Linked DNA regions of Homo sapiens: region 2 is linked to region 1. A link is an interaction called in ENCODE POLR2A ChIA-PET data of the cell type or tissue named here. Cell type or tissue: PC-9. All regions are shown on one strand. Each heading gives the region's core, and the rest is flanking DNA. Links, peaks and the distances in the headings are about the cores only. Region 1 holds the start of LOC105376080 (a long non-coding RNA gene). Region 2 holds the start of LOC101927234 (a long non-coding RNA gene).

Region 1 (15,844 bases), core at 4,568-12,567:
GAGAAACAGTACCATATATTGGACACTAATTCAGAGCATACATGGCCTTCTGGATAACTTTGCCCCCACTCTGCAAAGTATTGTCACCTAGTTGGCATTGTAATGGTGACTTCAAAAAGCCATTCCACCATTCTATCAATCCAGCTGCTTCAGGATGATGGGGAACATGGTAAGATCAGTGAATTCCATGAACATGAGCCAAAAAAAAACCCAAACAATCTTCATTCAGCCAATTTAAGGGGGTGGAGGTAAGAGAAGAGTGAGCACAAAGAATGAGGACACAGAAAAAAAAAAAAAAACGAAGAGACATAGAGAAAGAGGCTGCAGCTGTTCTGGCATATTAACAGAAAAGTTCCCAAATACACCAGGACATCAGACTGCCCTTGGGCTCACAAATCTTCAGGGTCAAAAAGACAGACACATAATGCCATAATGAACAATGTGAGCAGTCATTGCTCCTAAGAAGCTTCCATTCTAGTGGTAGAAAATGTAGGTCAAAATCAGGCAGGGAAGTTCCTTGAATTTCAAGCTTAGAAATTTTGACATTATATTCTGGCTAATGAGCAATCAGCAGTGTTTTACTACATGTTACTCGAAGTTTCTTAGTAGACTCACAGAGGGGTATTTATTCATTGGCTCCCAGGTTTGAAATAAACCAACCATAACTCTCAGGTTAGTAATGGTGCTTCTGTGAATAGGAGGGGAAAAAAAATCCCCCATCCAATGAATACAAAGGGGCAGTCCAGGGTAATGTGTATTTATTTCCTTTTCCAAGAACTCAAGGCACATTTTCAGCCCTCAGCTCAGTTTAGTTTTCCCAGTCTGGTCAGTAACATGATATCAAGGTGTTTGTGTGTGTGTGTGTGTGTGTGTGTGTGTTTGAGACAGAGAGAGAGAGAGAGATTGGGAAAGGGGCAGGGTGAGAAGAAAGTACAGTTCAGTGGTTACTAATGGATCACTAAATTTTTCCCCCATGTAAAGATTTTTTAGCCTCTCTTTCTTGTATCTTATGTCATGTCTTGGCATTCAGTCAGCACTCCCAGAGGCAGGCCCATTAACTCTTTCAAGCCTCTAGAGTACTATTCATACCATTCAGTGCATTCCGGTACTGCACTAAGCATACCATGCAAGAATGCTATTTAGTTCAATGCACTCGTGATACATAAAGCAATTCCCTGAAGGCCTGAAAGAGTTAACCTACATCTCTCTCTGAACATTTGGCTTAGTGCAAGGGATTGACTGAGAAACTGGGGACAATAGAGCCCAGTGTCTCATTAACTGGCATAGAATTCCATTGACATAAGAAGAAATAGACAATATCATCTTTAATACAAGTGGAAAAACTGAGAACCCCAAGAAGTTTTTGCCTACAGTCACACAATAAGCTGGTCTCACAGGCAAGACCATTTCCAGGTCTCCAAATGTTCTGCCTGGAGCTCTGCCTAGGTTTCCTTTAAACCCAAACTCATGCAGGGATGGAGCAGATGAAAGTGTGTGAGAGGGCAGAGGTTAACACAAGAGTCCTGTGGGCCCATGTCTTACAAACGCAAATGCTGGATTATTCTGTTATAAATCCTTCTTGGGAGGAAATTTATTATTATTATTATTATTACTCTGTTGCCCAGGCTGGAGTGCAGTAGCACAATCTCAGCTCACTATAACCTCTGCCTCCCAGGTTCAAGCGATTCTCCTGCCTCAGCCTTCCGAGTAGCTAGGACCACAGGCACGCACCACCAGTCCTGGTTAATGTTTGTATTTTTAGTAGAGACGGGTTTTCACTATGTTGGCCAGGCTGGTCTCGAACTCCTGACCTCAAGTGATCTGCCTACTTTGGTCTCCCAAAATGCTAAGATTACAGGCGCGAGCCACCGCGCCCGGCCAGAAATGAAATTTTAAGTAAAACCTGTAAAATCATCCCTTCCAGATTTCCTTCGGACAGTGGTATAGTCACCTCCAACCACACCAGACCCAGCAACCTTTCTGCATTTTACCTCAATTCCCATCAACATGTTTGCAACTTCCCATAGTTTGTTTTCATCTCTTTCTAGTAGGGGTTGAAAAAGTATCTTGAGAATGGAGAGATGGGGCCAGAGCATACACTCTCCTGATAGCTCAACAGAAAGCATTGCATGAGGCTGGGCAAGCCTGCTTGGGGTGCCCCTGGGATGCTGCACAGCTAATTTGCACAGTGGCACTGCATTTAGATTCCTTATGAGGCGAGTCTCAAGTTTAAAGCGCTCTGTGGCTGGAGAAGGGGCTGGAAATAAAGAAGGTGGTGATATTTCCAGGATTTTGCAATAGAACTGTGACCAAACCCTTTCATGCTAAAGTTCAAAATAATATGCATTGGAGCTGGAAGTGAACTTAGATATCACCTGGTCAAACCCTCATCTTGTCACCAAGAAAACCGAGGTAGACAAGGGAAGTGACCTATCTCGGGCCACACAAGTCATTAATAGCACAGTTGGTGGGTAAGGTATTTTAAGCCATAAGGAATGAAAGAGAAGTTCATGGTTACATCAGATAATAAGGATTGATTTTAAGGACACACAGGGGTAGCAGATGTCAGCGGTAACATGACCAAACCTCACCAAGCACTAAACACTGCAGGCACATAAGGTGAATTTATACCCAATCTACTTCTTTTGCTCTGGCAGATACTCCTTAAATGTAGGTATCTGTCTGCCTGCTTCAGTCCTTTGCTGTTATGGGCACTAACTACTTTCTGCCTTGCTTTTACTGCTATTGTTTACATGCATTCATATGTTTCCACTTTCCTTTTCTCTGTTTCTTAATTCCTGCTTGCCAGAGCTTCTGCTTCCTGTGGATGCTTTCTGGCTTATTTTCTGTGTGTCTTTTCCCTTCTGTCCATCTTCCAAGGGTTGACTTCTCTTGAATGGATTTACATTCGAGTTCCTGGAGGGAGGATCTGATGGGTTCATGTAGCAACTCTGCAGTAGTGCTACAGAGCTCTTCCTCCAGATCTCAGCGTTATTACAGATGATGGCTTTATTCAGGGAGGTGTCTATCCCTGGTCAAACAGAATAGGACAGACAGATAAAGTTGAATGTCATCTTTCCTCAGAATGGGGCTTTGAGCATGGAAACCACGTTAAGCATAATAGATTTCTCCCCAGATTAGTACTTTGGACTAGATCCCACATCTCCTCAGTTCTAGTATAGCATACAGTAGTGAGTAAGAAAATATTTCTGAAGCACAAATGACTGGGTTTTAATCATATGACCATTACTTCTAGCAAGTTATGCTTTAGATTATGCTCTGAGATAGCAAGTTATACAACTGAACATTCCTTATCTATAACATAGATTATCATATCACCTGTCGTATAGAGTAAGGGAGGACTGGGATTATTTACATAAAGTGTTTAGGAGAGTATCTGACCCATAAGTACCCCATAAATGTTAGATGTTTTATTATATTGTTTTCTTTGCACAGCACCTGTGATGATTTTAAAGTATGTCTAAAAATTCTTTGATATTTTTCCCATAAACGATGCAGTCTAATTCTCCTGCTTTGAGTATGGCCCACATTAGTGACTTGCTTCTTACAAGCAAAATACAACAAAAGTTATGCTGTATGACTTTTAAGGCTAGGTCAGACAAGATGATATTGCTTCTGCATTGTTGGGATTCTTGCCTTTGGAACCCAGACACCATGATGTGAGGAAGCTCAAAACCCATGGAGAGGCCACATATAGGTGTTCTGACCAACAGCCCTAGCTAAGGTCTCAGCCAACAACCAGCATCAATCACTAGCTATGAAGCAATGAGCCTTCAGATAATCCCAGCCCCAGGCTTCAAGTTTTCCAACTGACGTTCCAGATGTCATGGTGCAGACCCACTCCAAACTTTGTTTGAAATCCTGACCCACAGGATCTGTGAACAATTACTGACGGTTGATTTACACCATTTAATTTGGGGGGAATTTAGGCAGCCATGGCCTTTTATTTCTTCATCCGTATGAGAGTACTGTTTGTGGGGACCTTGACAGGATTCAGGAAACATCAGATTTTCTCTAAAGCTTGGCTTCTACACTGCAGTGTTTCTTCACTAGTGTGTTAGGCCGTTCTTGCATTGCTATAGAGAAATACCTAAGACTAGGCAATTTATAACAAAAGAGGTTTAATTGACTCATGGTTTGGCAGGCTGTACAGGAGGCATAGTGACATCTGCTTCTGGGAAGGCCTCAGGAAGCTTCCAATCATGGTGGAAGTCAAAGAGGGAGCAAGACACATCGCATGGCGAAGGCAGGAGCAAGGGAGGGAGAGAACAAGGTGCCACACACTTTTAAACAAGCAGATCTTGGGAGAATTCACTCACTATCATGACGACAATACCAACGGGATGTTGCTAAACCATTCACAAGAAATCTGCCCCTATGACCCAAATACCTCCCACCAGGCCCCACCTCCAACGCTGGCGATTACATTTCGATTTGAGATTCAGATAGGGACAGATATACAATCTATATCAACTAGGGAGTGGATTATAATGCCCAGGACTTTTAAAAATGCATAGCCCCCAGACATGCTGGCTTAGCACCAATTCTATGGGACTTATACATGTATAATTTGAAAATGTTCATTATTTAACTTCAACAAATCTTCACTGGGAGAGATCATTTACATACCTAGTCCTTACGCTGAATTTGGAGGGCAAGAGCTGATGACTTTCATTCACATTCATTAGTGCTCTATAAGAATCTATGTATGCCTGGCTTTCCTGCCAGGTGTCCTTTTGGGAAGACCATACTTCCTGTCTGTGAATGAATTAGAAGGATATTTGGTATTTCTGGTGTGTAGGCATCTTCTGATGGAATCCAGGTTAGGAATGGCAGACACCAAGCTATGATCTTCAACAGTGAATTCTCAATATATTAAGAAAAACCCATTTAAGTTTTCCCTTCAAAATCTGGAGAGCCGGTAACAAGACAAGGTTGTTCACTCTCATCATTTCTACAAGGTACTGGATGGTCGAGCCAGGGCAGTTAGGCAAGAAAAAGAAATAAAAAGCATTCAGATTGGAAAGAAAGTAAAACTATCTCTATTTGCAGATGACATAAACTTACATATAAAATTCAGAGAGTTTTGCAAGGCATCTTTTGGGCCCAGAAAACCAAAAAGAATTTCTATCTCCCTCCCACACTCACTAGAACAGAGATTCTCAAACTTTGCTATACAAGAGAGCTGTTAATCTTCCAACTATGCCCAGCTTCCAGAGACTGTGTTATCTGATGTACTGGGCTGCGAAATTTCATTTTAAGAAGCACCCCTAAGAAATCCAATGCAGGTGAATTTTAGATAACTTTGTAAAATGCAAAACAAAATCTTTCAAAATTGTTTAGCTCAATGATTTAGAGTATAATGCCTAGAACTTTATTGCCTGGGTTTGATTCTTGACTCTTCTACTTGCTAGCTGTGTGACCTTGAGCGCGGCACTTACCTTTACTGTGCCTCAGTTTCTCCAAATGTAGAATGGGGTTAATGATAGTGCACCTGCCTCACAGGTTTACTGCATGCGTTAAATACAATAATGTCTGTGAAACAGTTAGACTAAAAATTGTTCTAATTGTTCTTACTGTCACTTATTTGCTGTAGGGGAACTACCTGGTTATCCCTGGAAGCTATACCTTGCCTGTAGACACTATAGCAAAATGCAATGACTCTAATAAATGTAGGAAAACCACATGAACTCTGTTCATGCTCTTCTCTACTGACGTTCACATGCCCTCTCTGAAAAGCTATGGCAAAGAGACACATTCTGTTAGAAATCAAATGAAAACATGGGTCAGCCGATCCTTCCACAGTTCAAATCCCTCTCTGCCTTAATGATCATGGCTAATCTGCAGTGTGATTATCATATTTGGCATATTACCAGAGGTTTCTTTTTTCCATTATTTTGATTTATGCCATTAGTGAATCTGGTTTTCCATGCTCTGTTTTGTTTTACAGTACATTTCACCAAGAGTTCACTTCCAAATGCAAACATGAGGACTAATGCTCCATTTATGACTCATAAAATGTACTACTCCATTCCCCCCATTCACTAGCATGATAGCAAATCTTTAACAGATTGCCTTGCGCATAGGGAGGCAGCTCCCAGTGCTCACATAAATAATTTATTCTGATCAACACTTGCTCAAATTAATGGAAATGATAATGTACAGAAAGTGTTTTCCTGTGTTTCCAAGTCTATTCCCCAAGGCAACATTATTTGTATTCCTAGATATGCAGGAAACTGACCTGACGGTTCCCAGTTCAAAAATCACAGGTAGAGGCCTTGTTTTCGGAATTTCCTTACTCAGCTAAGAACAGAGTTTTCTTACAGTGTAAGGTCTATTACATACTAGATACTACGAAGTGACAGCGTGCTGGCAGCCCTCGCAGCCCTCCCTCGCTCTTGGCGCCTCTTTGGCCTCAGTGCCCACTCTGCCACGCTGGAAGAGCCCTTCAGCCCACCACTGCACTGTGGGAGCCCCTTTCTGGGCTGGCCAAGGCCGGAGCCGGCTCCCTCAGCTTGCCGGGAGGTGTGGAGGGAAAGGCGCGGGCGGGAACTGGGGCTGTGCGTGGAACTTGCGGGCCAGCGCGAGTTCCGGGTGGGCGTGGGCTCGGCAGGCCCCACACTGGGAGTGGCCAGCCGGCCCCGCTGGCCCCGGGCAGTGAGGGGCTTAGCACCTGGGCCAGCAGCTGCTGTGCTCAACTTCTCCCCGGGCCTTAGCTGCCTCCCCGAGGGGCAGGGCTCGGGACCTGCAGCCCGCCATGCCTGAGCCTTCCCCGCCCCCTACTCCATGGGCTCCTGTGCAGCCTGAGCCTCCCTGATGAGTGCCGCCCCCTGCTCCACGGCGCCCAGTCCCATCGACCACCCAAGGGCTGAGGAGTGCGGGCGCAGGGCGCGGGACTGGCAGGCAGCTCCACCTGCAGCCCTGGTGCGGGATCCACTGGGTGAAACCAGCTGGGCTCCTGACTCTGGTGGGCACTTGGAGAAACTTTATGTCTAGCTAAGGGATTGTAAATACACCAGTCGGCACTCTGTATCTAGCTCAAGGTTTGTAAACACACCAATCAGCACCCTGTGTCTAGCTCAGGGTTTGTGAATGCACCAATCGACACTCTGTATCTAGCTACTCTGGTGGGGACTTGGAGAACCTTTGTGTGGACACTCTGCATCTAGCTAATCTAGCTGGGACGTGGAGAACCTTTGTGTCTAGCTCAGGGATTGTAAACGCACCAATCAGCACCCTGTCAAAACAGACCACTTGGCTCTCTGTAAAATGGACCAATCAGCAGGGTGTGGGTGGGGGCAGATAAAAGAATAAAAGCAGGCCGCCCAGCCAACGTGGCAACCCACTCGGGTCCCCTTCCACAAGGTGGAAGCTTTGTTCTTTTGCTCTTTGCAATAAATCTTGCTGCTGCTCACTCGTTGGATCCACACTGCCTTTATGAGCTGTAACACTCACCAGGAAGGTCTGCAGCTTCACTCCTGAAGCCAGCGAGACCATGAACCCACCGGGAGGAACGAACAACTCCAGACGCGCCGCCTTAAGAGCTGTAACACTCAGGGCGAAAGTCCACAGCTTCACTCCTGAGCCAGCGAGACCACGAACCCCACCAGAAGGAAGAAACTCCGAACACATCCGAACATCAGAAGGAACAAACTCCGGACGTGCCGCTTTTAAGAACTGTAACACTCACCGCAAGGGTCCGCGGCTTCATTCTTGAAGTCAGTGAGACCAAGAACCCACCAATTCCGGACGCAATATTGTTATACTTTAGTGACAAGAGGGCAGAAATAGCTCTTATTGTATAATGCTGCTGTAATTTTTCTAAATCAGCCAACAACTATGGTTTCCTGAAGTAGCAAAAACCTGAAAAACAAAAAAAAAAAAGATGAAGCATTTCAGAGAGAATGAATCGGAGTGGGCTGGTGATTCATGCATCCTCAGGAAGAGAGTTGGACAGGACCTCTTAAACATCTTTCAACCCTGTATTTTGTTTTTCTACAATTCTACTCAAACACCAATTTATACTCAAATATTAGTTGCACCTCAGAAAGAAACAAGTTGTTTTACCCTCTCCTGCCCCCACAATTCCCCAGTGTTTTGGCTTTAAACTTTCCTCTAGAAAACTGATCAAACATGAACACAAGTTAAATTTAAGCCACTTTATTCATGTAATTCTTTGAAGCCCATAACAGTTATAGAGTGCGTTTGGGTAGCATTAAAGAAAAACTCCTCCGGCTGGGTGCGGTGGCTCACGCCTGTAATCACAGCACTTTGGGCGGCCGAGGTTTGGTGGATCACAAGGTCAGGAGATCGAGACCATCCTGGCTAACACAGTAAAACCCCGTCTCTACTAATAATACAAAAAAAAATTAGCCGGACGTGGTGGCGGGTGCCTGTAATCCCAGCTACTCGGGAGGCTGAGGCAGGAGAAAGGTGTGAACCCTGGAGGCAGAGCTTGCAGTGAGCTGAGATCGCGCCACTGCACTCCACCCTGGGCGACAGAGCGAGACTCAGTCTCAAAAAAAAAAAAGAAAGAAAAACTCCAAAGCAAATATATCTCTGGAGTTCAAGTCAGCATTTCACCTAGAGTGTAAGACAACACTATTTATTCTTTGGAGTGACAAGAAAGGATATATCTTTGACCTTAAATGACCTATTCTTGATCCCTGGTAAACATGAAAGGCTGGCAGCTAGGTATTTGTGTACTAAACTCCACCCCCTCATCCACATACCTTGTTTGGAGGAACTCAGAAGCACTTCCTGTTTGGGATCATGACTCAGGGCCAGAAATTGCTCCTTAGGCAGAGTTAGAGCAACAATATCTGCTAGTGGGACTGGCTCCTCCTAAAAGTCTTCTTTGAATCCCTCCACCCCCATTCTTCAAAGCCCAGATACTTAGAAACAAAACCTAGGAAGAGAGCAGCAGGAAAGCTGAGGGTCATCGTCAGAGGCAAAGCTCTTCCGTGTACCATGTATTGCCATTCCAGTTCACCTCCCTGCAGACCATTTCTGGGTTCCTGGCTTCCCTTCTCTCGCACAGATAATGTCCTGGGGGCAGGAGGAGTGTATCAAACACAGGATTACAGTTCTTTGAAGTAGTGACATCCGTTACAGATCTAAAGTCAAGTTTACAGGGCTGTCAGTAAGGGAAAAGGAACTTTGTGAGCTGAACTTTCTAAAATTAATCCACTTAAAAGCTACATAGCAATAGAGGCATAAGCAGGAGATACCCACTCCATCTCGAAGGAGACTTTTCCCAGTTGCAGAATTACCTGGTTAATTAATTCAGGCACCATAATAATTGAACTAATTTAAAGCCAGAATATCCATCATGGAACAGAAATAGATCTGCTGTTTTTATCAAGGTGATTACCAGGACAATTGCCAGACCTCTTAGTTTTGCTCCATGAAAGCCAAGCCAAGCCTGCTGGTTTACATACACTTTTACATATACACATGCCTTTGTATTAATAAATGAGAGTCCTCTGAGGACAATATTCACAGTCAGAAACTTCCCTCCCAGAAGTAAGAATAGGAAAGAAAGCAAAGGCTGTGTTCTCAATCCAGGCCATGGATTTTGTATAAATGAATGGAAACCTAATTTAAAAATCTATGTCCTTTTTGTGCCTACCTTCAGTGAGTTTCTAGAAATTATAATAAAACCCATTTATTGTCAAATAACAAAACAGTACATTGATGAGTGAAAGTTAAGACAGTTGTACAATTTCAAGCTGCTTCCAAGGAGGATGGAAGTTTGGCACATTCCCTCAGGATTTGTGAAGCTGTTCTTGCCTCTTCCAATATGACTCTTCATCCACATGAGCCTGAAGGGGTGGGGCTATTAGAGCTCCTTAACAGGCAGCCTTCTTTTACACCTGGCTGGTGAGCTGGCCTGAGACACCTCCAATATGTCTCTACTGTGAGTCACTATCCATAAAATCAGTGAGTCATCGACCACTTTAGAAAGAAATCCCACAGAGTTTTCTTCAAAGCAAGGGCCTCAAACTCAAATATCTACAGGGGCCAGGTAGGTAATGCATAGCAATGAGGATGAATGAGATAATTGGAAATCATGAACACTGGTTACTTCTGCAGTCTCTCCGTAACTCCAGCCAATCTTTGCATTGAGAGTTTAAGGGTCCCATTTTGCCACATTTTCTCATTTCTAAGAGATTACAGAATTCTGCTTTCTTGTTGTTTGCTGATTTATAAATGTTTGCAATAAATTTGATTTTGCAACATACTATGCTAGGAGGTCAAAACATATCTGTGAGAATAATCACCAATTTGTCATCTGTGGTTTTTAGTATCATCTCTGCACACATAAACACACATGTGTGCATACCCACCCACACACAAACAACCATCAGCCTCAAAAATGATGGATTCTGGGAGTTGAATTTGTCAAACTTCAATCATCCTTGGAAGTAGCTTGAAATATTCCTCATTCCTTTATCAATTTGCTATTTTGTAGATATTTTCCAGTAAAAAGATTTTATTATAATTTGTAGAAACTCATGGTAATAGGAATATAGGACACACATTTTTAAATGAGATTTTTCTTTCATTTACTAAAATATAAAATCCAATAGAGAAAATTCTATGTAAAGACTAAAAATCATACATATACCAAAAAATCGACATATTTCACCAAAAAGTGAATAATTAATGTTTTCTCCTCCAAAATTTTGTTTATTCTCCATAATTGCTAGAGTCAGAGAGTTTGAGTAATAGAGCCAGAAATGACACGCAGAGAGGTCATTTTCCTCACCTGTGTGAGATAAGCAGTAGCAGCAAACAGTTGCCAGGGTGTGTTATCATAGCTCACTGCAGCCACAATCTCCTGGGCTCAAGTGATCCTCCTGCCTCAGCCTCATAAGTATCTGGAACTACAGGCATGTGCCACCAAACCCAGCTAATTTGTTTTTGATTTTAGTAGAGACAGGGTCTTGCTATATTGCCCAGGCTGCTCTCAAACTGCTGAGCTCAAGCAGTCCACCTGCCTTAGCCTCCCGAAGTGTTGGGATTACAGGTGTAAGCCACCACACCCAGTCCAGTTAAAGCCACCACACCCAGTCCAGTTTGGTTTTTTTTTTTTGTTTTTTGTTTTTTTTTTGAGACAGAGTCTCGCTCTTTTCACCCAGGACGGAGTGCAGTGGCGCAATCCCGGCTCACTGCAACCTCTGCCTCCCGGGTTCAAGAGATTCTCCTGCCTCAGCCTCCCATGTAGCTGGGATTACAGGCACCCGCCACCATGCTCAGCTAATTTTTGTGTTATTAGTAGAGATGGGATTTCGCCATGTTGGCCAGGCTGGTCTCAAACTCCTGACCTCGTGATCCACACGCCTTGGCCTCCAAAGTGCTGGGATTACAGACGTGAGCCACTGCACCTGGCCGGCCTAGTTATTTATTTATTTATTTTTTAAAGGTATAGGCCAGGTGTGGTAGCTTATGCCTGTAATCCCAGCACTTTGGGAGGTCGAGGCGGGTGGATCACCTGAGGTCAAGAGTTTGAGACCAGCCTGGCCAACATGGTGAAACCTCGTCTCTACTAATAACACAAAAATTAGCCGAGCATGATGACGGGCGCCTGTAATCCCAGCTACTCGGGAGGCTGAAGCAGGAGAATCTCTTGAACCCAGGAGGCAGAGGTTGCAGTGAGCTGAGATCGTGCCACTGGAGGGAAAAAAAAAAGTATAAATGAGGAAAGAGTAGATGAGTTGGCATATTAAATTAAAACTTTTATGTCATACATTAAAAAAACTGTCAAACCAAAAGAAGTTTTCAATCAAAAAAGCTGTTACTGAACCAGATTATGAAAAAGGGATACTTAAGGTAAAACAGGGACTTCTGAGAACAGGCAAGTAGATTCTGTTCTGATGTTTAATCAGACATAAATATCTACAGAAAATTGTTCTTTAGAAAGAAAAATACATCTACTGTTCAAATACATATTTATTGTGGATTAAGAATGTGTCATACACATACAGGAGATATTCCCTGATGTGTTTATTGTAGAGTTGGGCAGTCACTGTGCGATGATGGTATCTTGTTCCCTGTCTCACCAACAGCAGACTTTATTTTCCTCTGGAGTTTGTTGAAAGGTTTTTCAGTGTTCTGAGAATTGGGAGTCATTATGGAATGCACACTGAAAATACTTGCTTATTCAGAATAAGCTGAAAGTAAAGGGCTATTATTTCCCGTCTGAATCGTTCTAATGGGATGGGTCATCAGTTTCTTTCCAAAATGTTTATATTTAAAATGTTTTCCTTTTTCTCTCACTGAAAACTTCTGTTGCTTAAGAGCAGAGTAACTGTGTTTGCAAACTCCTGATGACCCTGTGTAAGCACCATGATTACAAACTCAAGGCTAGACTTCAATGCTGTATGTTATATCACAAAATAGCTGCTAAAAATCAGACTCTGTTCAGAGTGATTTGGGGAGAGGTCGTTTTGTTTCCAAATTTACCGTTATTATTATTCTATGCATATCCACAAATCAGTTGGCCTTTCCAATTGTGAAGTAGTTACTATTAGCTGTATTTAGAGAATTGAGAACGCACCTCTACTATATGGAGGTGGGCTTTGGAATCTGAAAGACTTGGAATCATGTCCTGCTTCTGCTCCTTAGTAGCTGAATGATCTTTAGCAAATCCTATAACCTCTGTGGGCCTTTGTTTTCCTGTCTTCAAAATGGCATTCAGATCTGCTCTTCAGGGTTGTTGTGAGATTAAAAGAGAAAATTACTGTAAAGCATTAAGCACAGTGGTGAAAATTTAATAATAAATATGTTAGGACAAAAGCAGTTTCAGTTTGTCAGGATGTAAGCCACAGAAACAACTTTCCAAGAGAAGTCAACGAGTAACCTTCAGAGGAAATTATTGAGTTTTTAAAGCTGGTCATTTCCATTTGCTTATGAAAAAATTGTTTGTGCTTACTAGGTTCAAGGAGAATATGTATGAGCAGGGAGGGAAAAGAGAAGGAAGATAGGTCTGGGTAGCTGAATTAGTTCCTTAAAGAATTTAAACTGGTAGTAAACAAGAAGATAAGACTTGCCAGTAAAAGGCCATAAATCAGAACTGAAAGTTATACCTGCTGTAACAGAGATGCAGTCAAAGAGGAATGGCACCTGGGAAGAAGAAGAGATTATTTTGCCTCTGACTTCATTTTTCTTTCATAGTCATGACTCTGAAAACCATAGCAAAGCCCATCCTATAAAATTATCTTTCTCAATTCACATGATTTAGAGAATTTTAGAATTCAAATATATTTTTAAGAGTTTGTGTTTAGAACTTCTACATTTTACAGGTGAAGAAACAAGATGAAGTCAAGTAATCAAGTTAGAGTAAGACCAAACCATGAAGTCATTTATTATGTTCTTCCTGCTTCACATGACCCATGAGTTCTCTTTCTCTGAGTCAACTGGAAATACCCTTTATACATTGCATGTCTCTTCTACCAGAAGAAAACTTGCAAATTGCAAATGAAAAATCTCTACAATAGTTTGGGCTTTAGGCTTTTCCATGGCCTTTTTCCTTCTGCTCTTTTCCACTCTATTTTTTCCTCCAGAGGTTTTCATTTCTACCTAGACTACATGGCTTTCTTCACCTGTTAATCTATTGCCTAATAAACAAACCCAGTTGACCCTGAGCCAGTGGCTTTTTTCTTTCCTTCCTTTCTTCCACCCTTTCTTCCTTCTGTCCTTCTTCCTTCCGTATTTCCATGTGGTTTCCTAAGACACTAGACTTAGACCTAGTATTCCTAGATTGACCAAAGATCCCTGGTGTCCAATTGTGGAAAACGTCGGAAGGAGTTCTAGGCATGGTAGGCATCTCAGCAGGACTTGATGTAGACAGAGACCAGTGAGTAGCAGGATTTGCCTAGTGCCTCAGTTAAAGATTCTGCACCCTTGGTGTAAAACTGAAGAAGGTGGGGAATCCCAAGAATCATTGAGATTGAAACTCCCAACAGTCTATATTGGAGTCAAAATTAAATAGAAAGAAAAAAATAGAGGGGAAGGTAGGAAGGAAAAAAGGAATAAAGGAAGGCAATATTTCTTACATACTTAAGCTATGGGCTGACATTCATGAACACTAAGCTTTATTGACACAGTGATGTAGTAATGATATTTTCTTTATACATCATAAGAAAGATAGTTTTCATTCATAGCTACAGAGTAATCAGAGTAATTATTCTCAGACCAAGTAAAAATTTGATAGCTACCATTACTGAGCATCCACTAGGAACTTTATCTATATCTATATCTGTCTATCTATCTATCTATCTATCTATATATATATATATATATATTTTTTTTTTTTTTTTTTTTTTTTGAGATGGAGTCTCACTCTGTAGCCCAGGCTGGAGCACAGTGGCACGATGTCAGCTCACTGCAACCTCCAGCTCCCGGGTTCACGCCATTCTCCTGCCTCAGCCTCCCAAGTAGCTGGGACTACAGGCGCCTGCCACCATGCCCAGCTAATTTTTTTGTATTTTTAGTAGAGATGGGGTTTCACCATGTTAGCCAGGATAGTCTCGATCTCCTGACCTCGTGATCTGCCTGCTTCAGCCTCCCAAAGTGCTGGGATTACAGGCGTGAGCCACCGCGCCCAGCCTATCTACATTATTTTATTTTATCTCATCATCACGATGACTTTATAATCTTGGTTTTGTTATCTTTATTCTAGAGATGAAAACAACGGGCTCAGAAAGTTCAAGTAATTTGCCCAAGATTACACAGAAAGTAAGTGGCAGAACCGGGATTAGGAACCATGTGTCAAATGCCACACCTATGTTCTGTCTCCTAATCTGCCCTGTGGCCTGGGACTGTGCACTAGTCAAGACACAGTGACTAGAAATCTTATCGGAAGTTGGGATATTTCGGTTTAACTCAATACTTATTCTCATTGTTCTCCTGGCTTTCCCAAAGATTGACTTTCATGCACCTTTTATTCACATTTGTGTCTCCTATTGAGCAAATTCACTATCTAACCTTGGCCACAATCCCCTTTCAGCTCTTGGCCTCCTGTCAACACACTTCTATCATTTGACACCCCCATCTTCACATCCCTCATCCTCATCCATCCCCATCCCCTACTCTGACCATCCTGGGTCTGCTTTTGTTATGCCTGTCTGACACTGAGTTGATAGGGCCACTGTGTGACTCAAAGGAAATAGTAAGTGTCGAGGCAGCCATTCAGAGATTAAGATGGCTACAGGCTGCAGTAACCTGGGAAAGTTTCTGGAGAAGGAAGTTTGATGGGAAGAGATCATTAGATTAAGTGGAAAAGAGGAAGAAGACCATTATTTTTGGAAAGAAGTGGGTGAAAAACACTGGAAAATAAAAATGCAGACATTAAGTAGTCTACACTGGGAGAAGAAGATAATTGATCTTGATTATAGCAGGAGATTACTTTGGAAAAGTTAGTGGATGGCTTGATTTTTTTTTTTTTTTTTTTTTTTTTTTTGAGACAGAGTCTCCAACTGCCGCCTGGGCTGGAGTGCAACGGCGTGATCTTGGCTCACTGCAACCTCAGCCTCCTGGGGCTTGAATGTTTTAAAAGTTAAATTTACCTCAAATGTTGTATAGTATGTTTAGGAATAGAAAAGAATGAAGGCAAAAAATAATAATAATAATAATTGTCACTGCAAAATAGACAGGATCCAAAATGACCCCGTGGATCTAAGCTATAATAACTAAGACAATGACAATAACCACTAAAAGACACAGGAAATTCAAGAGGCAGACACTGGTTACAGACAAAGAACATGACTTTTCATTTAGCCATGATGTGCCTGGGGTAATTTGGTAATGTTCCAGTGAA
Region 2 (15,844 bases), core at 6,041-14,040, 49 kb before region 1:
TCCTGGGCTCAAGTAATCCTCCTGCCCCAGTCTCTCGAGTAGCAAGGACTACAGGTGTGCTCCACCATGCCCATCTAATTTTTTTATTTTTTGGAAAGACAGGGTCTCATCATGTTGCCCAGGCTGATCTCAAACAGATTGCCCAGGTGGCAATCTGACCACCTCAGCCTCCTAAAAGTGCTAGGATTACAGGCATGAGCCACAGTGCCCAGCCAACCTCTTTATCTTAACTCAAGCTGACTTCAACTGTTCAGGCAGAGCTTAACTCATTCAACCATTGCCAATCAGGAAATTTTTGAATATACCTATGACCTGGAAGCCCCCACTTGTAGATGTCTTGCCTTTCTGGGCCAAACCAATGTATACCTTGCATGTATTGATTTATGTTTTTGTCTGTAACTTCTGTCTCCCTAAAATGTATAAAACCAAGCTACACAAAACTACCTTGGGCACATGTTCTCAGGACTTCCTGAGGCTGTGTCATGGGCCATGGTCCTTAACCATCGCAAAATAAACCCTTACATTGATTGAGACCTGTCTCAGATACTTTTTGGTTTACACTGCTTTTAATTGTAAATATGATTGTAAACTAGATATGGCAGCAAATGAGTGACCTAAAGTTGTAAATTGTAACTAAAAACCAAGTAAAGCATAAAAATTTGGAAGATTTACAGCCTGGCCCTGTGGTAGATGAAGAAAGAGTGTTTTCAGGAGAGGAATTCAAGGATGCAGCCAAACACTTGCTAGAGAGATATTAGCATGACTAAGTGGGAGCTAGGTTCTAATAGCCAAGACTTTGGAAAAAAAAGGCCCCAAAGGCATTTCAGAAACCTTTGAGGCTGCTCCTCCCATCACAAGCCTAGAGGCCTAGGAGGACAAAATAATTTTGCAGGACAAGCCTGGGGTACCACTGCCCTGTGCTGCCTCAGGATGCTGCTGTCTGCATCCTGGCCACTCTGGCTCCATCCATGGCTCCAATGGCCCCAGGTACTGTTTGAGCCACTGCTTAGGTGGGTGTAAGTGGTAAGCCTTGGTGGCTTCATGGTGTGAAATCTGCAGGTGCCCATAATGCAAGAATGTTGGAGGCTTGGCAGCTTCCACCTAGATTTCAGAGGATTTATTGGAACACCTGGGAAGGCAGGCAGAAGTCTGCCATAGGGTCAGATCAACCACACACAGCCTCTACTTGGGCATTATCTATTGGAGGTGTGGGAGCAGGGCTACCACCCTCCAGACCCCAGAATTATAGAGCCACCAGCAACATACAACTGCAGCCTGAAAAAGGCACAGGCATTGGGCTTCAATCTGTGAGAGCAGTCACGTGGGCTGCACCCAGCAAAGCCAAAGAGTGGGGCTGCCTAAGGCCTTAGGACCCACCCCTCACACTACTATGCCCAGGATGTGGTATATGGAATCAAAGGAAATTATTTTGGAGTTTTAAGAATTAATGTCTGGCCAGGCGCGGTGGCTCACGTCTGTAATCCCAGCACTTTGGGAGGCTGAGGCAGGCGGATCACGAGGTCAGGAGATCAAGACCATCCTGGCTAACACAGTGAAACCCCGTCTCTACTAAAAATACAAAAAATTAGCCAGGCATGGTGGCAGCTGCCTGTAGTCCCAGCTACTCAGGAGGCTGAGGCAGGAGAATGGCGTGATCCCAGGAGGCAGAGCTTGCAGTGAGCCGAGATCGCACCACTGCACTCCAGCCTGGGTGACGGAGCGAGACTCTGCCTCAAAAAAAAGAATGTCTGCCGCACTGGGTTTCAGACTTGGATGGGACCTGTTACCACTTTCTTTTGGCCAGTTTCTCCCTTAGGGAAATGGGAATGTTTACTCAATGCCTGTACAACCATTGTATCATGGAAGAATATAATTCATTTTTTATTTTTGCAAGCTCACAGCTGTAAAGAAGTTGCCTTGAGTCGCAGGTGATACTTTGGACTTTGGACTTTTGAGTTTATGCTGGAACAAGTTAAGACTTTTAGGGACTATTAGGAAGAAATGATTGTATTTGAATGTGAGAAGGACATAAGTTTTAGGGGGCCAAAGCAGAATGCTATAGTTTGGATGTTTGTCCCCCCTTCAAACCTCATGTTGAAATTTTATCCCAATGTTGGAGGTGGGGCCTAATGAGAGGTATTTTGGTCATGGGGGAGAATCATTCACGAATAAATTAATGCCCTCCCTGTAGAAAGAGTCAGTGAGTTCTCACTGTATTAGTTCCCATGAGAAGTGGTTGTTAAAAAGAGCCTGGCACCTCTCCACACCTCCCTTGCTGCCTCCCTTGCCCTATGATTTCCACACATGAAGGCTCCGCTTACTCTTCTGCCATGAATAGAAGCAGCCTAAGGCTTTTACCAAATGCCCAATCTTCCAGCAAGCAGAATTGTGAGCCAAATCAACCTCTTTTCTTATTAAACTATCTAGTCTCAGTCTTCCTTTATAGCAACACAAACACACTAGAACACAAAGCTGACTAGATATGTCAGATTGTGGAACACCAAAACTCAGGATGAGTGGCTGCAATTTAATCTCAGAGGTAAAATGGAGCCACTGAAAGTTCTTGAGGAGGAAGTGAGGCAACAAAATTGACAAATCACATATCCTCCCCTGATATGGTTTATAGGTTGGATTAGAAGGAAAAGAGCAAGGTTATATGCAGCTAAATTTAAATGCAATCAAGGGAAGAGGACATGTAGGTCAGGATCAAGAGGATTCAAGAAGATAGTTAAAACAATGATAGAAATACAAGTTTTCGGGAGAAATCCAAACTTTCAAGGATGACTTCTAGCAGCTCTGGGAGAGTTTCCTCCTGCAATCCTAATAGTTTAGAAGACATCGGGGTACTTTGTAACATGCTAAACAAAATGCTGAAAAGATGAGTCCCTTGGAACAGAGGTGAACTGGGTAACTTTAGGTAGACTCATAGTTTCCCCTGAAAACATGCCTTCATCCATGATAAATATAGCGTTAAGCAGCATCCTACATGATTCATATAACTGTAACACACCCAACTAGCTTTTTTTTTTTCTCTCTCTCTAAGAGATCCATGAATCGACTGCCTTTGTGTAAGAATCAGGACTTTTTGCAAGCATCAACTTAGATAATAGATATATTTGAAGTAAGAGTAGTGATCATGAAAATAAACTGTTTCTACTCTGGTATAAAAAGTAGTCTTTTTATTTGCCTTTATCTTTGAATACTCTAAATCTTTATAACAGGCTGCCAACTACATTATTGGGTTTTGGACTTCTTAATTTCTTAACCAGTATTTGCAGGGATACCTTTTTTCAGCATTTAGAATGAAAACCTAAATGCATCGTTAAAATATCTTTATAATCTTGTGATTTCAGTTCTGTTTCTTCATCAGTTGATTAAGAAAGTTAAACTGGACATTCTCACAGGAACTAAATATATAGAATTCCATTAACCTTTTCATTAACGTTTTTCTAATGATAGCCTTTGAAATATCTGGGATTTTTCTATACATGCCAAAATAATATATAGATTCAGATACCAAATACAAATTTTAGAAGTTATATAATCTACATGTGTGTTAGCTTTTAACCAATCATAATTTATTCATGAACACAATTGAAAGAATTTTCCAGAATGTTCATAAATATAACAAATAGCTTTCTTTGGTGGAGCCCTTTTAGAATGTCTGTTCAGCACCTCCCTCCACCTCCCCACCACTTTTTCTGTAAACTGCTGTCCATCTACATAATTAAAGGTTGGATCCTAATGTGATATTTCTGTTTCATGGCCCTACCCCACAACCATAGTCAGTTGAGCCAGGGAAAGCATCAGACCTAGGAATTGAGAATTGGAGAAGAGAGAGAACAAGAGACAGCTGTCCCTCTCCAAATTGCTGACACTTAATGTTGGGAAATTTTTAAAATTGTCTTTATTTATTTTTATTGTTTATTTTACTTATTTATTCATTTATTTCGAGACAGATTCTCACTCTGTTACCCAGGCTGGAGTGCAGTGACACAATCTCAGCTCACTGCAACCTCTGCCTCCCAGGTTTAAGCGATTCTCCTGCCTCAGCCTCCCAAGTAGCTGAGATTACAGGCGTGCACCATCACACCCGGCTAATTTTTGTATTTGCAATAGAGATGGAGTTTCACCATGATGGCCAGGCTGGTCTTAAAGTCCTGGCCTCAAGTGATCCACCTCCCTCGGCCTCCCAAAGTGCTGGGATTACAAGCGTGAGTCACTGCACCTGGCCAGAAATTGTATTTTTAAAATTTGTATATGAAAAGTAGAAAAACCTAGTCCACAGAGAGAAAAGAGAGAGAGGAAGGGAGAGAGAGAAACGCATGAAACCAATTACACAAAGGAGCAGAAGTGTTTAAGTCTTTGGTCCAGTTTGTTCTGATGCTTAGCTGTTTTTCTACCTTAGATTGTATGAGAGTGCCTGTATCCTTATCATAAATTATCTTTGTTTTCATAAGCTATCTCAAATAAGTTTCCAGCCTGAGTTTGTCTCTCCAGAACAGTAACTCACATGACAAGTCATGCAAGGTTGTGTGGACTGCATCTCCTTTAGATTTATTGGATTGGCTAGGTGTACTTAACCACAACTCTGGTGGTTGCTGGGAGACACCTCTGGGAGAGTATGGTCAGGGGAAAATCAGGAAGAGAAGCAGTAGTCTTTGCTTAAAGCAACAACTCGCACCAGTGGATTGCTGGGTCATACCCTCTTTTCCTTTAATTTATCCTCCAGTCTTTGGAGCAGAGAAAAGTAAATCATGCTGGCTGCCCAGAGTTTCTTCTAGAGCCAGGGATCGCACCTTGGGTTTCTCCAGATCTCCAAGCCTTTATCACTTTATGCATTATAAGGTGTGAGGGTTCTCTGGATGAATATATTCCACAAAAAGGGGCTCAGTGTCCCATAGGCAAAGCAAGAAGAGAGGGCACTTCAGCTGATCCTGGCCACTGTCTCACAAGTATTTCCCCTCCAAGGCCAGGGAAGAGTCAGGCCTTACTACAGAATGTAGCTTCTTCTGCAAAACACAGCACCTCCTTCTCCCTTAGCCCCAGCTCCTACATGTATGCTAAGCCATCATTTTATGGCAGATTAAGGGATGAGCCAGTTTGTCACTGAAACAGGATCCTCTACTCCAAGTAGCCTGAGCCTGGTGGACTGACTCCCTTTTAGCAATTCAGAGCCATAAGGTCATTAAAAATAGTTTGCTTTGCCTTTCCCCTGTTAGGCATTCCTCAAACACTTGGAAAATTTAGTCTCATCAGCAAGCTCTAACAAGACTACATCTGCATTTTGTCTTTCTGAAGATTAATTTGAATCTAACCAAAGAAATTAAAATACACTATTGCACTCTTTTTGAAGCCTCATCATAGTCTATGGTCCAAAATCATCACAGCCCCAAATCAGCATAGCATCTGAGAATATGTCTCATCCTACCTCACCGGTTCTTCCACAGCGTCATGATCATGGCTTCAAGATGACTGGGCTTTAATTCCGGTAAAGTTTTTTTTTTTTTTTTTTTTTTTTTTTTTTTTTTTTTTTTTTTTTTGAGACGGAGTCTCGCTCTTGTTGTCCAGGCTGGAGTACAGTGGCACGATCTCGGCTCACTGCAACCTCTGCCTCCCAGATTCAAGCGATTCTCCTGCCTCAGCCTCCTGAGTAGCTGGGATTGCAGGCATGCACCACCATACCTGGCTAATTTTTGTATTTTTAGTAGAGATGGGGTTTCACCATGTTGGTCAGGCTGGTCTCGAACTCCTGACCTCAAGTGATCTGCCCGCCTCAACCTCCCAAAGTGCTGGGATTACAGGCGTGAGCTGCCATGCCCAGCCCAGTAAAGCATTTTTAATCAAAACTTCAGGCTGGGTATGGTGGCTAATGCCTATAAACCCAACACTTTGGAAGGCCAAGGCAGGCAGATAACCTGAGGTTAGGAGTTCAAGATCAGCCTGGCCAACATGGTGAAACTCCATCTCTACTAAAAATACAAAATTAGCCGGGCATGCTGGTGGATGCCTGTAGTCCCAGCTGCTTGGGAGGCTGAGGCAGGAGAATCACTTAACCCTAGGAGATGGAGGTTGCAGTGAGCCAAGATCACACCACTGCACTCCAGCCTGGGCAGCAGAGCAAGACTCCATCTCGAATAAATAAATAAAAATAAAAGATGAAAATCTTAGAAGCATCAGAGGGCTAGCAGGATTCTAATGAATTGCCAGCCAGATACAGGAAAAAATGGGAATTCAGATAGGAAAGCTTGGCACTTGGAGCATTTTTGAATTGAGGGCATTTTCCAATTGAAGATAGGTGGCCAAGAGGGTAAAAAAAATCAGTGCCTAGAGCCAGACAAAGTAGGAATTCAGTAAATTATTCTTCACTTTGGACTGGTAGCTCAAAGAGCTACACCCTAGATGTAAGAGTAATACGGATTAACAGTAAACTGTTCCTCTTATGAACTACAGGGCAGTGTGAGAGCAGCAGAATATTTTATGTGACTGAGAGCTCCATAGTATATAAGAGAGGTGCAGAGCTGAACTTGATATTGCTTTAGGAAATAAATCATATAGCAGGGACAGTTGGTCCAGTTGACCTGGAAAATATCAAATCTGAAACTTCAATTAACATCATCCTGAGTTAATAGTGTCCCTAGGAACGTAACTGAAGTAATTTAAAATCTTTTTTGGTGAACAAAACACCAGTCTAGGCTTCATATGATTTGTACATATTGTGTTTAAAAAATTATTTGCCAAAAACAATGTCTAGCACACAATCAAAAGTAACCAGGCATAAATACAGACTAGACACTGTTAATGTAAATTTAAAAAACAAAAAACAATGAAAGTAGACAAAAGTAGACTCCAGAGGCTCCTGATACTGGAATTATTAGATAAATATATAAACAACTGTGTTTGCTATGTTTAAGTAGGTAAAACTCAAGGTTAAAAATTATGGCAGAAGCCAGGTGCAGTGGCTCATGCCAGTAATCCCAGCACTTTGGAAGGCCAAGGTGGGTGGATCATGGGGTCAGGAGATGGAGACCATCCTGGCTAACATGGTGAAACCCTGTCTCTACTAAAAATACAAATAATAATAATAATAATAATAATTAGCTGGGCGTGGTGGCAGGCGCCTGTAGTCCCAGCTACTTGAGAGGCTGAGGCAGGAGAATGATGTGAACTCGGGATGCAGATCTTGCAGTGAGTCAAGATCACACCAGTGCACTCCAGCCTGGGTGACAGAGTAAGACTCCACCTCAAAAAAAAAAAAAAAATCATGGCAGAAAACAAGTGGCAAATTAGATATCCTAAAGCTGAAAATTTGATACCTAAACTTAATAATTCAATAAACAAATTATAATACTAGACATAGCTAAAAAGAGAATTAGTGAACTAGGAGACAGGTCACTAAAAGTTATCCAGAATGAAACACAAAGATATAAAGATGAAAAATACAAAAGAGAAAACAAGAAGCACAGAAAATACCTTGAGAAGGTTTTTTTTTTTTTAAGATGGAGTCTTGCTCTGTCACCAGGCTGGAGTGCAGTGGCACAATCTCGGTCCACTGCAACCTCCACCTCCCGGGTTCAAGCGATTCTTCTGCCTCAGCCTCCTGAGTAGCTGGGACTGCTGGTGGCTCACACCTGTAATCCCAGCACTTTGTGAGGCTGAGGCAGGTGGATCACTTGAGGTCAGGAGTTTGAGACCAGCCTGGGCAACATGATAAAATCCCATCTCTACTAAAAATAAAAAAAAATTAGCCAGGTGTGGTGGCACACATCTGTAATCCCAGCTACTCAGGAAGCTGAGACATAATTACTTGAACCAGGGAGACAGGTTGCAGTGAGTAGAGATCGCGTCACTACACTCCAGCCTGGGCAACAGAGTGAGACTCCATCTCAAAGAAAGAAAGAAAGAAAGAAACTATGGAGCTCTCAGCCACCTAAAATATTCTGCTGCTCCCACACCGACCTGGGATTTCAGGAACTCAATCAGGCTGTCTCATGCCCACCTGCCCAGATACACTATAATGATATTCCTTTATTCCCTCTTTAACATGATCATGTAGAAATTCTGGGTTTTACCTTGCTCCCCAGACCTGATTTCGTGGGCCTCTCTGACCTTCACTGACAAAATCTATTAGAGAGGGGGAGGGTGTCTTTTATTCTCCATTCTCAGAACTCGGGCAGAACCCTTATCAGGGAGTCAAGTCTTCAATCTTTCCTGATTCTCTCCTTCCTCTTAGAAATTTTTATCTAGCTGCAGGTGAGGGAAACTGGTTTAGTCTCATAATTTGATTCTAAATGTTTTCTCTTATGTACAGACCACATTCTCAAAGGATAAACATTTGATTCTTCTAAGTGTTTTGCTGTGTCACTTTTTCCCAAAGGCAGTGAAAACCACTGAATGAAATAGGAAAAAAAAAAAAACAGAGAAACAAGAAAGCACACTTGAGTGGATAGCTCCAGACATTATTTTATAACATATGAAGCCAGATTTTTTTGTCTTAACTAATACAGTATCCACACACACAAACACACACACATATATACACATTTCCTAAACACATATGTATATACACACTATATAGACACATAGACATCATTTTATGCGTGCAGGTTTATTACAGCAGAATTTTTCTTTTTTAGAGACAGGGTCTAGCTATGTTGCCCGAGCTAGTGTGCAGTGACTATTCACAGGTGCAACCATAGCCCTCTATAGCCTCAAACTCCTGGGCCCATCTCGGCCTTCCAAGTAGCTAGGACTACAAGTGCCCGCCACCACACCGGGCTTGAATAAGCATATTATTCTTTAATTTTTGGCCTTTCTCATGCAGTCCTTTACCAGTTCACAAAAATAGGAAACGATTTAGCAATTAGAGTTATCCCTTGGTATTCATGGAGGAATGGTTCCAGGACCCACCCACCGCCCCACCCGCCACCGGATACCAAAGTCATAGCTGAAAAGATGCTTCAGTCCCTGATTAAAAAAAAAAAAATGGTGTAGTATTTCTGTATAACCTGTGCACATTCTCTCACATACTTTAAATCATAACTACACTACTTATAATGCCTAATACAATATGAATGCTCTGTAAGTAGTTATTATACGATATAGTTTAGGAAATATACAAAAAAAAAATCTATACATGTTCAATACAGACACATTTTTTTTTCCAAATAATTTTGACCCATGGATATGGAAGGCAGGGATACAGAGGGTCAACTGTATTTGTCTAACCCTGTAAGCAATCTATTTTGTAAATGTAACAAAGGGCATACTAAAGGTCAGTCTGCAAGCCCAACCACCTCAAAAACTCAGGAAATTTATATTGGGCCCCCTGAAAATAGTGGGAGCAGGACATTAAGGCTGAGAGCCAAGTCTTGGGTCCTCAGATTCAGAACCTTCAGGAGGATGGGGGTTTTAGTCCATTTTGGATGCTAATTACAAAAATCATGAACTTGGCCAGGTGCAGTGGCTCACATCTGTAACCCTAGCACTTTGGGAGGCCGAGGCGGGTGGATCACCTGAGGTCAGGAGTTCGAGACCAGCCTGACCAACATGGAGAAACCCTGTCTCTACCAAAAATACAAAATTCGCCAGGCATGGTGGCGCATGCCTATAATCCCAGCTACTTGGGAAGCTGAGGCAGGAGAATCGCTTGAACCCGGGAGGCGGAGTTTGTTGTGAGCCGAGATCACACCATTGCACTCCAGCCTGGGCAACAAGAGCGAAACTCCGTCTCAAAAAAAAAAAAAAAATCATGAACTTATGGTTTATAAGCAAGAGAAATTTATTTGTTTACAGTTCTGGAGGATAGGAAGTTCAAGATCAATGTGCCAGATGATTGGTGTCTGGTGAGGGACCCTTCCTCATAGACAGCACCTTCACGTTGTGTCCTCACATGGTGGAAGGAGCTAGCTAGCTCTCTGGGGCCTTTTTTTTATAAGAACAGTAATCCCATTCATGAGGGCTTTGTCCTTATAACTTAATTACCTCCCAGAGGCTTCAGTTTCTAATACCACCACCTTAGGGGTTAAGATTTCAACATATAAGTTTGGCGGGGTGGAGAGAAATAAACATTCAGACCACAGCAGAAGGTTGCCCTAAATTCTGGAGTCGGGGAGGGGGGAAGTATCGCAAGAAAACAGGAACACTGAAAGACATGGGCTCCTTCTCAGATCTTAGAGAACAAAAGAAAGAACTAAATGGAGATGTGGGAATCACAAGGCCATAGTTTAGGGTCTCGCAGTGCCATTGGCAACAAAGCCTGAGAGCCTAGGCGATAGAGGCAGAACACCCAGAGGAGAAGCCCCTTCCCCTTGCACCGTGAGCCTGGTGTTTGCAGCTTGGTAGCAGTGGCAACAGAACAATCAGCTCTCCTACAATAAACCAGGGACGGAACAAACAACAGCAGCAGCGGTCGCAGGGAAACAGAATCTGTGTTGGCGTGCAGGGAGCAGGCAGCGTCTGCAAAGTAGCGCTGGCAACCACAACAGAGAGGCCAGCAACAGGAGGAGCAGGAGGAGCGTGAGTCACTGGGGTCTGGGGAGGGCAGCAAGGGAGGAGGGCAGAGGAAAGAGGCTGCTCTCCTGCTGGTAAACATCCCCCAAATCAGCAGAGCAAAACCAGGAAACACCAGAATATCAACCTGTGATTACACAGGCAGATTCCTGGATCCTACCACAGAGCTGCTACATCGTAATGTCGGAGTGCGGGGAGGCGGGTAGAATCCAGAAATTTGCATTTTTTTTTCAGGTCAGACAGGTAATGTACCGGGTCATAAGGAGGTTCAGAGGGTGTCACGTCTTACACATGCCTGTGAACACCCAATCATCATGCTTTTGAACTACAAAAGAATCGAGATATTTGCATTTTAAAGAAGTTCTCAAGGGGATTTTTAAGCAGTATTACCCACAGGCCTGAGCAACTGGGAGCTTTGCCCTGAGCCCTGCCTTTTAGAGGGCTCAAGGCTAGCCTTCTTCCAGCCACGCCCCTCAGAGCTAACATCCTACAAGACAAGGGAACATGCCCAGCGGAACCCCATGCTCACCTAGTACATGACACCCCCTACCTAGACCATGCGTCTGGTACCCAGGACCCTGGATTCATGCCTAAATGGCATTGAGACCAATTCCATGGCCTGAATGGACCTCTGGCCCAGGCAGCGCCTGTTGTGTGCTTCTGCAGGTGGACCACACTGCATGGTGTGCACAACTCTGGAAGGAAGAGTTCCTCATGGGCTGCTTGGTGGACTTGAGTGTTGAGCTGACCATATGTGGTCTCCAAGCCTGACCCTCTGCAAGAACAGGAGCAGGAAAAGAAGCAGGGGGTGGTGCTCTTCCTTGCCCTTCATGCTCATTTGTGTTCCCAGCTCACGTATGTTAAGGATATCTATTGGCCTAACTAGACACTTGCACATTATTCTTGGCTACATTTTTTAAAGTCACAGGGGTTTTAATTTAGTTAATCTTGTTTTGTCTGGTTTTACTTTGTTTTTAAACACCAGAGAGGAAAAAGAAAGCTCTTAGGGTGAAAATACCAATTATAAAATGAGTGAATCCTAGAGTTTAATTCCTTTACAAGTTTAATCATTTTACAAGCTTTGATTTTTCCCATGGCAGATGAAGTTTTGGAGAACCAGGCTTACATGATTAAGTAGCATCTTCAAATTTTGAATTCATAGAGTTAATTTAGTGTAAGTAGTATCCATTGAGGGTTTTTTACTGTGTTCTCCATTGTCCTACACAGTGACAGGATCAATAAGATAGGATGAATATCCTCAAAGCAAGGCCATTGGATAATTCAAGTTGTACACATGAAGAGAAAAAAATAACATCTGTGCAAAGGAGTATGTTATTTTAAGTGCTAAAGTGAGAGCCCCAGACAAGGCTAACTGCAATAGGAAATTAACAAATCTCCAAGATCCTCTCCTTCTGTTCTCAGTGTTGTCTTCTTCTAGAGGACACACACACTTACACCCCACGCCCCCAGCCCCCAAAGCAAGGGGCTGGTGCTTTCAAAGTTCAGGCACAAGCAAGATTAGCGAATGACACTCTGTGCAATAATGCTTACTTAGTCTGTGGTTAAGGAATTTTTTTTTTTTTTTGAGACGGAGTCTCACTCTGTCATCCAGGCTGGAGTGCAGTGGCACGACCTTGGCTCACTGCAACCTCCACCTCCCAGGTTCAAGCAATTCTCATGCCTCAGCCTCCCAAGTAGCTGGGAATACAGGTGTGTGCCACCACGCCCGGCTAATTTTTGTATTTTTAGTAGAGACGGGGTTTTGCCATGTTGGCCAGGCTGGTCCAGAACTTCTGACCTCAAGTGATCTGCCCGCCTGGGCCTCCCAAAGTGCTGGGATTACAGGCGTGAGCCACCGCAACTGGCCAAGGATTTTTTTGTTTTTCATGTGAGCAAGGAGAGAGATACAACAGTTCAAACTGTTTCCCTTTCTTTCAGTGATGATCCATCCACTGAGCCTTGTCATCTACAACAAGCTCTGCGTTTGTCAGTCCCAGATGGCCTTTGATTGGCTGAGTGTCATCTGTGTTTCTTTCTGGGTGGAATATTGAGTAATAAAATCTCAAAAGAAATTAACTTATTCACACTGTTGTTAAAGCAAGACATTGGTCTCGCCCTAAACTTCCCATCACACAAGCCTAAGGCATCTGACTCAGTACTTACAACTGCCCTGAGGTAATGTAGTATCTGGTTCACTTTTTAGCCAATGAAGCGTGCTGTGGAGGACAAAGAGCAGCAGAGGCAGGAAGCAGTGACAAGGAGTGAGCTGGGAAATTCCAGCTGCCCTCCTGTCCTACTTACAAGGAATAGGTATGACTCATTTTTAAGATGCAAACAGATGCTGACTTGGCTAACAAAATCCTATGCAAAATGTAACCTCTCTAAGACCTTGTTTCCTTTTCTGGAAAAAATAAAACAGATAAGCTATTATATTTGGACACCTGGATACTATTGTTAAGTACCGGTTTAAAAGAATAGGCATACATGTATTTGTTTTGAATATGCCCTTTCTTATGTCCTTGAAGCCGGCCTTCTGGACCGTATCTTTCTATCAAAGACAAACTCTACAAGAAAAACCTCCACAATCCAGGCTTGGGCTGTGCAGGTGTGTGGTGATCTGCTCCTTAGAGATATGTGGAATTTTCCGGTAACGACGCTAATTAGTATATCCTCGTGTCCACCACCACATAGGATTCCAAACATCTGGTTTATAATCCTGGCTCTGCACTAAATGGCTATGTGGCCTCAGTTTTCTCACCTGTAAAATCAAGAGGTTGGTCCCTTAAGATTTCTCTCTCTTCTCACTTCTTTACTGTTTTATAATTCTAGGACTTAAAAAAATTGAGAATGCATACCTATCTTTTCCATTTACTTATCTACCATAAGAATGAATGCTTATATGGGATACAACATTTTGTGTTTATCGGTTTTCTTTCATTGCAGGGAAAGGAAGGCATGACTGGGGTAATACTGGGTCAAGGATAAGATATAACATGTATTAGAGTTAACAACTATTCCTCGCTTACCTCATTGGGTTGTTATAGTGATCAAATGAGATCGCATCCTTGAGAAGTTTATCATGTATTATTAGTCTCTATTAAAATGTGGTTAATATTACTAGTAATAAAAGTGAACATTTATCTAATAAACATTGGTCAAACACCTTCTACATATCAGGCACTATGGTAAATACTAAAAAGACACTGATCCTGTTTTTCAGGCTCAAAGGAAGTCAAAAGAGCTCAGATAAATTGATGACAATATTTACCCTTAAAATTATTTTTTTCCTTTTTGAGACGTTTGGGCAGAATAAAGGCACAAATTTCTACATGCTATTTTCTTTCTCTATTTTCAAGTACTATGCATCTTTTTAAGTGCCCCATTCTAAACCTGAAGAAAAAAACGACATATCTAAGATTCTGCAAAAGCTCAACTGATTTCAGGCTAGGTGAAGAAATAAAAGATGCTACAGTCTATTAACTGTTGGGACCAAGTATAGTGGCAAGTATTTAATGGGCTCCCCAGCACTGACGAGTGAAAATGGATGATGATAACCTCACTGCAAAGGGTAATAGAAGACTGACCTTGGGCTATGAAAAATGTGTTCTGTAGACTTGTGGCTGCAATTTCAGAGCCCATGATGCCCCTTTCTCACTTTATGCTTCAGTAGCAAAGCATTTACCGGCTTTGAGTTCTTTTAATATAATATGCTGTTTCAGGCCTCTATACATTTTTTTTTTATTCTCTGTTCTTAGCCTGGAACAAGTACAGTTGACTCTGAACAAGTCAGGTTTGAACTGCATGGGTCCACTCATATGAAGATTTCTTTCAACGAAAGCTACCCCGAGTGTGCCTGCCTTTCCTGCCTCCCCTTCCACCTCCTGCACCTCTACCATCCCTGCCACCCCTAAGACAGCAAGGCCAGTCTCTTCTCTCTCCCCCTCCTCCTTCAGCCTATTCAACTTGAAGATGACAAGGATGAAGAGCTTTATGATGATCTACTTCCCCTTAATGAACAGTAAATATATTTTTTCTTCCTTACAATTTTCTTAATAGCATTTTCTTTTCTCTAGCTTACCTTATTGTAAGAATACAGTGTATAATACATAAAACATACAAAATATGTGTTAATAAACTGTTTATGTTATTGGTAAAGCATCTGGTCAACAGTAGGCTGTTAGGAAAGTGTGAGGGTAGTCAAAAGTTAAGCTCAGATTTTTGACTACGCAAGGGTCGGCATCCCTAAACCCCAAGTTGTTCAAGGTCAACTATAATTCCCTATTACTCCTCACTCTTCCTCCCTCCTTCCTCCTCTTCTTCCTTATCCCTTCTCCTTCATTTTCCCCACAGGCTAACTGCAACTCAGCCCACTTCATTTCCTAATTTTTCCTCCTCCCTGCATCCCCCCGAGTCTTTGTGAGATGCTCTTCCCTTCACTCCTGCCAGCCCTATGGCATCATGGCATTATCATGGTGTATGGAGAACTTCTGTCTTATCTGTTTCTCCCACTAACCCAGTGGTTTTCAACTGGAGACAATTTTGCTCCTCAGGGGACATTTGGAAAAGTCTGGAGACATTTTTAATTGTCACTTCTGGGGAAGGGGGTTGATACTGTCATCTACTGAGTAGAAGCCAAGGATGCTGCTAAACATCCTACAGTGCACAGGACAGCCCCTCACAAAAAAGGATTATCAGGCCCCAAAGGCCAATAGTGCTAAGGTTGAGAAACTGCACTAGGCTGAGTTCCTTTAAAATATGACCCTATTCAGCGCTGTTCCAGCAGCTCCACAGACAGTGTCCAGTGCCCAGTAGGAAGGAATCCAAACAGTTTTAATATTACATTTGAAATTTTAATTGAAAAACTCTTCTGACAGCTGTATGTTATAACTAATAAGCAATATGACCACATACCACAATTCAAAGGAAAACCAATATCCAGAGGTAAAGGTGGCTTACACCCATCAGTCTTTGACACTTCCTCCTATCTAGTTCTCTGTATTTCTTCCCTTTCTCCTTTTCTCTTGTCCCTGTGCTCACTGTCCCCCTTTACTGTCATGTTTGTTTGAATTCCACTTCAAAATGGGAATTTGAACAGAGTGCAATAAATTGTCCCACATTTGTTTATTTTAGGAAATCATTGCATTTAATTTTAACATTTAAACATATCAATTAGGCCAGGTGCGGTGGCTCACGCCTGTAATCCCAGCACTTTGGGAGGCTGAGGCGGGCGGATCACGAGGTCAGGAAATCGAGACCATCCTGGCTAACACGGCGAAACCCCGTCTCTACTAAAAATACAAAAAATTAGCCGGGCGTGATGGCGGGCGCCTGT

The links. ChIA-PET counts read pairs that join two places held together with the same protein. Peaks named below come from ENCODE experiments on the same cell type or tissue, not always from the same donor. Only the 100,000 strongest peaks of a DNase experiment are listed, where the experiment ranks them.
Region 2: POLR2A ChIA-PET joins it to region 1 with 12 read pairs; 6 of 35 experiments call an interaction of 5 or more read pairs at or near these places.

What each region holds. Positions count from the first base shown.
Region 1 is chr9:72,471,294-72,487,137 of GRCh38, reverse strand. LOC105376080 (a long non-coding RNA gene) reads right to left here and starts at 9,070. Exons shown (of 3, transcript XR_929925.3): 1 at 8,754-9,070; 2 at 7,712-7,884; 3 at 1-3,031. RefSeq lists enhancers at 9,791-10,085, 13,431-13,530. In PC-9, for the core only: no CTCF peak of the experiment used is centred there; DNase peaks (open chromatin) are centred at 8,767 and 9,937; H3K4me3 peaks cover 1,310 bases; H3K27ac peaks cover 3,672 bases.
Region 2 is chr9:72,522,241-72,538,084 of GRCh38, reverse strand. All of the region lies in intron 1 of TMC1 (transmembrane channel like 1), which reads right to left. LOC101927234 (a long non-coding RNA gene) reads left to right here and starts at 10,420. Exons shown (of 3, transcript XR_001746721.3): 1 at 10,420-10,518; 2 at 12,716-12,822; 3 at 14,268-14,667. LOC124902347 (small nucleolar RNA U13) reads right to left here and starts at 10,849; the gene lies at 10,746-10,849. RefSeq lists enhancers at 10,661-10,830, 11,171-11,220, 12,211-12,772, 12,773-13,334. In PC-9, for the core only: no CTCF peak of the experiment used is centred there; DNase peaks (open chromatin) are centred at 10,604 and 12,704; H3K4me3 peaks cover 2,200 bases; H3K27ac peaks cover 6,238 bases.